Linked DNA regions of Homo sapiens: region 1 is linked to region 2. A link is an interaction called in ENCODE POLR2A ChIA-PET data of the cell type or tissue named here. Cell type or tissue: CD4-positive, alpha-beta T cell. All regions are shown on one strand. Each heading gives the region's core, and the rest is flanking DNA. Links, peaks and the distances in the headings are about the cores only. Region 1 overlaps LOC105376360 (a long non-coding RNA gene). Region 2 overlaps LINC02639 (long intergenic non-protein coding RNA 2639).

The links. Peaks named below come from ENCODE experiments on the same cell type or tissue, not always from the same donor. Only the 100,000 strongest peaks of a DNase experiment are listed, where the experiment ranks them.
Region 1: POLR2A ChIA-PET joins it to region 2 with 5 read pairs; 2 of 35 experiments call an interaction of 5 or more read pairs at or near these places.

Annotation. Positions count from the first base shown.
Region 1 is chr10:3,659,495-3,662,417 of GRCh38, reverse strand. All of the region lies in intron 1 of LOC105376360 (a long non-coding RNA gene), which reads right to left. Among named protein-coding and RNA genes, the nearest start is that of KLF6, 120 kb to the left of the region's middle. In CD4-positive, alpha-beta T cell, for the core only: no CTCF peak of the experiment used is centred there; no DNase peak of the experiment used is centred there.
Region 2 is chr10:3,834,346-3,837,268 of GRCh38, reverse strand. It overlaps LINC02639 (long intergenic non-protein coding RNA 2639), which reads right to left. Exons shown (of 2, transcript NR_134490.1): 2 at 2,541-2,788. Among named protein-coding and RNA genes, the nearest start is that of LINC02639, 1.9 kb to the right of the region's middle. In CD4-positive, alpha-beta T cell, for the core only: no CTCF peak of the experiment used is centred there; DNase peaks (open chromatin) are centred at 638 and 1,268.

The sequences.
Region 1 (2,923 bases), core at 281-2,780, 170 kb after region 2:
GTTATCCATCACTTCATAACAATATTAATACCAACTTAGTGACTTAAAACAATGTGCTTTTGTTTTGTTTATTTTTAATTGACAAGTAAAAATTCTCTATATCTATGGTGTATTATGTGATGTTTTCACATATGTGTACACTGAGTGATAACTAAGTCAAGCTATTAACATGTGCATTACCTCATATAATGTGTGGTGAGAATGCCTAAAACCCACCTTCTTAGCAATGTTAAATCAAGTTTAGTCTAAAGCTGCCTCCTTCCATATTTTAAGTTTGGCCTAAAGGTTTCTCTGTACGTAGTGAACTAAAACCTAAATGGAGATGTAAACAGACTGTAGCCTACTCTTGTGCCAATCACTGAGCTTTTGCCAAGCAAAGGGGGCCAACTGTTCAAACCATGTGCAACGGAGGCAAATGCCATGCTGTAACCAATGCAGCTGTTTGTGTACCTCACTTCCTTTCTGTTTTCTCTCCATAAATCTTCCACCCCATGGCTGCGCTGGAGTCTTTGAGCCTCCTCTGTCTTGGGAGGCTGCCCAATTTGTGAATTGTTCTTTGCTCAACTAAACTGGGTTAAATTTAATTTGGCTAAAGTTTTTCTTTTAACAGAAATTTTCGAGCATACAAAATATTGTTATTAACTATAGTTACCATAATGCACAATAGATCTTTAACTTATTTCTCCTGTCTAGCTGAAACATTGTACCCTTTGACCAACATCTCTCCAATTTTCCCTGTACCCGCACCAGCCTCTCTTCTCTGCTTCTATGAGTTCAACTTTTAGATTCCACATACCAGTGAGATTGAGTGGTATTTACCATTCTGGGCCTGGCTTATTTCACTTAGCATAATTTTTAATTCACATAGCATATGTCAATTAGCATAATGTCCTCTAGGTTTGTTCATGTTGTCACAAATGACAGCATTTCCTTCCTTTTCAGGGCTGAATAATATTCCTTTGTGTCTATGCACCACATTTTCTTTATCTTTCATCCTTTGCTGGACACTTAGGTCGATTCCATGTCTTGGCTGATGTGAATAATGGCGCATGTGAGTGCAGATATTTCTCTGACATGTTGATTCCAGTTCCTTTGGGTATATACCCAGTAGATAGACTGGTCAGTCGTATGGTAGTTCTACTTTAAGTTTTTTGAGGAACTTCCATACTGTTTTCCATAATGGCTGCTCACAGCATGGGAAGTTGCTTCTTCAAAGCTGGCAGGAGTGAATATTCCAACAGGATGAGCTACAGTCTTATGCATAAGCATAAGTCATGTATGCATAAGCATTTAGTCCTGTCACTTTTGCCGTATTCTGTTGGTGAGAAGAACTCACAGGTCCAGCCTACAGGGAAGGGGGAAGGGGAGTGAATCACACAGCAGGTGACACCAGGCAGCTGCAACCACAGGCGACTCTGGAAATTGACAAGCCCGCATCTCCTGCAGCGACCACCTACGTGGGTGGAAGCCAGACCTTCCGGTTTCTCAGGTCAAACCACTCATATCCCACATAAAGTCTGCCAGCCAACCCCACTGACACTAATTGGGACTGTGTAGCACCTGGCCACGACCCCCACCCCTTCACCACTCCTGCCCTAGGCCAGGCCCTGTCATCTCCCACCTAGAGAGCAGTGACTGCCTCCTGGCTGTGTCCTTGATTCTGCCTTGCCCCCTCAGTATCCTCTCACAATAGCAGGCAGGACGATAAAAAATGTGAATGAAAAGCAGATCACACAGCCCTGCGCAAACCCATAACGATTTCTATCCAGAGTCCAAGTCATCACAGAAACCAGCACAGGCCCCCACAGTCAGGTCCTCCCCAAGTTCCTGCCCCCATCTGACTTTCGACCTCCCTCTCCTGGGCTCTCTGGACTCCAGCCCCCTGTCTCCAGTCTCCATCTTTTTCTTTCTTTCTTTCTTTTTTTTGAGATGAAGTTTCACTCTTGTTGCCCAGGTTGGAGTGCAATGGTGCCATCTCAGCTCACTGCAACCTCTGCCTCCCGGATTCAAGCGATTGTCCTGCCTTGGCCTCCCCAGTAGCTGGGATTACAGACACGTGCCACCATGCCTGGCTAACTTTTATATTTTTAGTAGAAATGGGGTTTCACCATGCTGGCCAGGCTGGTCTCGAACTCCCGACCTCAGGTGATCCCTCGGCCTCCCAAAGTGCTGGGATTACAGGCGTAAGCCACTGCACCTGGCCTCCCACCTCCATCTTATATCACTTGATGTCATTTAACCTCTCAGCTTGCCATCTCTCCTCACCTGGATTTGTTTAAGAGCTAGTTGGCTGCACCCTTGCTGCTTCTGCCTTATCTTTTTTCCATCCAGCTAACCAAACCAAAATGAGCATTTGGAGTCCTAGACAACCATCTCTGTTTCCTTCATGGGTACTGTGAACCCTGAAAATTTGAGACAGGTCTCAGTTACTTTAGAAAGCTTATTTTGCAAAGGTTGAGGATGTGTACCCTTGCACAGCCTCAGGAGCTCCAGACGACATGTGCCCAAGGTGGTCGGGGCAGAGCTTAGTATTAGACACTTTAGGGAGACATGAGACATCAATCAATATATGTAGGAAGTACACTGGTTCCATCCAGAAAGGCAGGGACAACTCGAAGCCAAGAGGGGACTTCCAGGTCACAGGTAGATGAGAGACAAAAGGTTGCATTCTTTTGAGTTTCTGATAAGCCTTTGCAAAGGAAGCCATCAGATATGCATCTATCTCAGTGAGTAGAGGGATGGCTATGAATACAACGGGAGGCATGTTTGCCCTGAGCAGTTCCCAGCTTGAGTTTTCTTTTTAGCTTAGTGAAGAGGCCCAAGGTATTTTCCTTTCACAGGACACATCAGGTCTCCAGCCTCACCAACTTTCCATTTTGCTTTGCAAATGGCCCTAGTTATTCACCTGAAATCTCCTTATTAT
Region 2 (2,923 bases), core at 299-2,798:
CTATGCTTACAAGAAATCTAGAAGTTTTTGTTTATTTTTTTTAATTTGGGGAGATGAAAAACCAATACAAATACAGCAATTACTATATGCCAGATATTGTTCTAATTGTTTCCAATATATCAACTGATTCTATCCTTACAAGAAACACAGGAGGTAGGTGCCATATCTTGCATAAGTAAACTGAGGCACAGGGAACTGAAGTATGAACTGGTGAAGCGGGGATCTGAACCAAGTCCTTGACTTGAGAGTCCTTCCCATCTCCGAGGAAGTGTCGCCCTCAATAAATACTAGAAATAGTTGGGTTGGCAACTCAGTGCTTCCATTAACTCCATGTGGCTGAAACACGGTTGGTACATTGTCAAAAATGGTAGAGAAATGTTCAATTACATGTGAGATTTGTGCCTATGTGTGTGTCTTGTGAGTGTATTATTTTGCTGGGGGAAGAAAAGAGCACTAAATTACTTAGCTTGACAGTTAAAAATACAAATAATATTAACAAATAACATATGAGTGTGTATGTAAGATGGCTCTCAAATGAAAGCTTTATTTCAGTGTGAATATAAGTATTACAGAAGTGTTGCATTATGAATGCCTTATTTGGTCAGGGTGAGACTGAGTTCTTTTAGAGTGGGATTTTCCCCTGGGTAATTGTAAACCACTAGTCCCAATTGTGAGCACTGGTGGACTTGACAAGATGTGTGGCTCCAATTTTCAATTCAATTTTCAATTTCAATAGTTGGATCAAATCCAGGAAATGTAGAAATGCTATTTTCCACGAAGCTAAGATTGAAGACATTGCTACCCATGCAGTTTTAAAACAAAGTGAAAAATATCAGACAGTTTCACATTTACTCTAGCTCTAGATACGAATGCTTTACAATACAAGAGAGCTAGAGATACAAATGCATATGATCATAAATACCTTTAAAATTAAGTATGAGTTTTCCAGAAAGTATTTAGGTATAGCAGGAATACAAGAAAAAAAACTGAGGCCACACTATAATCTATACAAATTGGGGAGAAAAAAGACAGTGCCATGCTGTTGTTGACTTGTATTGATGAGAGAGTAGCTGGCATGTTGGAATTCTGTGGCACAGATTTAAACATCTATGAGTCCCATAACTTTTAAAGATATATGGGGTCTGCCATATACACTGAACCAACCAGGATGCCCTAAGAGAGCATCAGTAGCAAGTCCAGCCACTGCTGTGTTGTTAGCAACAGCACCCATGCTTCGAGGGGAATACTAAGCTGCAAAGCAGGAACTTCCATGGGGAAGTCCTGCGAAGCAAGCAGAGTGGGGCCTCTGTGTTTTCCTGCTTTTAATAGAGTAGCTTATCTCTGCCCCATTGTCCTCAGCCTGTAATTTGTAAACTTGCTTCTGCTGATTGTCGTTGGCTGTGAAATCGACTCCTGCTGGAAACGGTTGACAGAACTTCTGTCTGCCTTTGACAAGCAGCTAACTCATTAAGCGACTAGTTTCTTTTTAATTCAAAATCATAATTCAACAACGGAACAATCTCAAAAAATGACTTGAAAATTCAGAAAGTAGTTTGATTTTTTAAAAAAACCTGTATATATTTTATGTACTGGAGGAAGGAGCAGGGAATTGTTTATTTAAATTTTGTTTTTCTCAGAAGGAAGTAACAGTAAAGTTGGTGTAGTTTTCAAATCCCTCATAGAGGAAAAATTTAAACAAATGGTTTAATATTACTCAATAGGTCAGTCTATTTACATTGCTATTAACAGTTATCAGCAGACTTAATACAATTTTAAGAGATTTAACAAACAGTTGGAAATTATTAATTTGAACAAGTTTAAAAATCAGTTTTACAGATGTATAACTGATGTTAGAATAACTAACAAAGATTCAATTATATGTGTATAGAATACAATTTTCTTAAGTATATAAAACATTTATAAGAGGAATATATGTAAGACATTTTATGCCCATATCATGGGCAATTTTCAGTTCAATATAACAGATATTTAAGATACCTTTAGCTCAAAGTTTTATTAATTAGAATAAAAAAGTTAAAATGTGTTTAATATTAAATGCCATCATTAATTCAACCAATTTAGTACATATTGCTGAAAACTGTTGAGTAAATATACTAATTGTTTTGCAATTCTGTACAACTTCACTGAGGTCTCTTAAACTTTTGACCTTCTTCATTTTCTTCAAAGACTATAAATCATGATATTTTTTAGTAATCTTTAAATTATTACTTAATCTTTTTAAATTTAATCCAATAGCAAGAATGTTTTCTGAGGCGGCAAATGAAAAAGAACTGGGTGATATGCACATTTACTGAAACAAAGATGAATAAACCCAGTGGCTTCCCTACACAAGATAATAATCTAGTCTGCAGAAATTGGCAACCTAATATAAAATAGAGCTGATGATAATTTCACCATAGGGATTTCAATGTTTTGTGACTATCTATCTATAATTCTAAACATTTTTTGACCACAGTCAAGGGGACAATAAGACCTGGTTTTAGAAATCGTTCTTACACATAATGAAAACTTGTTTGACATCCATTGAGGGAGCATTTATTAACCGCCTCTGGATGAGGTGGAGACTGGCGCTGGGATGTAGGTAGGACGGTGACAAGTGTGGTCCTATCACATGAAGGACAGTCATACAGAGGAAGGGTGAGATCCAGTGCCAGCATCTCAACACCATATGTAACACTTCCTCCTCTGCTCCAAACCAAGAAACAACCGCCCAGCTTCCTTCTCAGGAATCTCATCCATGTGTCTCAGACAGAGGGATCAGGTGTTGCTGAGGAGGAGGGATACACAAAATTCAAACACAGATGCATTTAATCCTTCTCAAAGCCTTTCCTATGAGTACGTATTGTATGACAGCTGGTTGTCCTCAAGAGCTACTCTAGAAACCGTCTTTGGATCTCAGAAA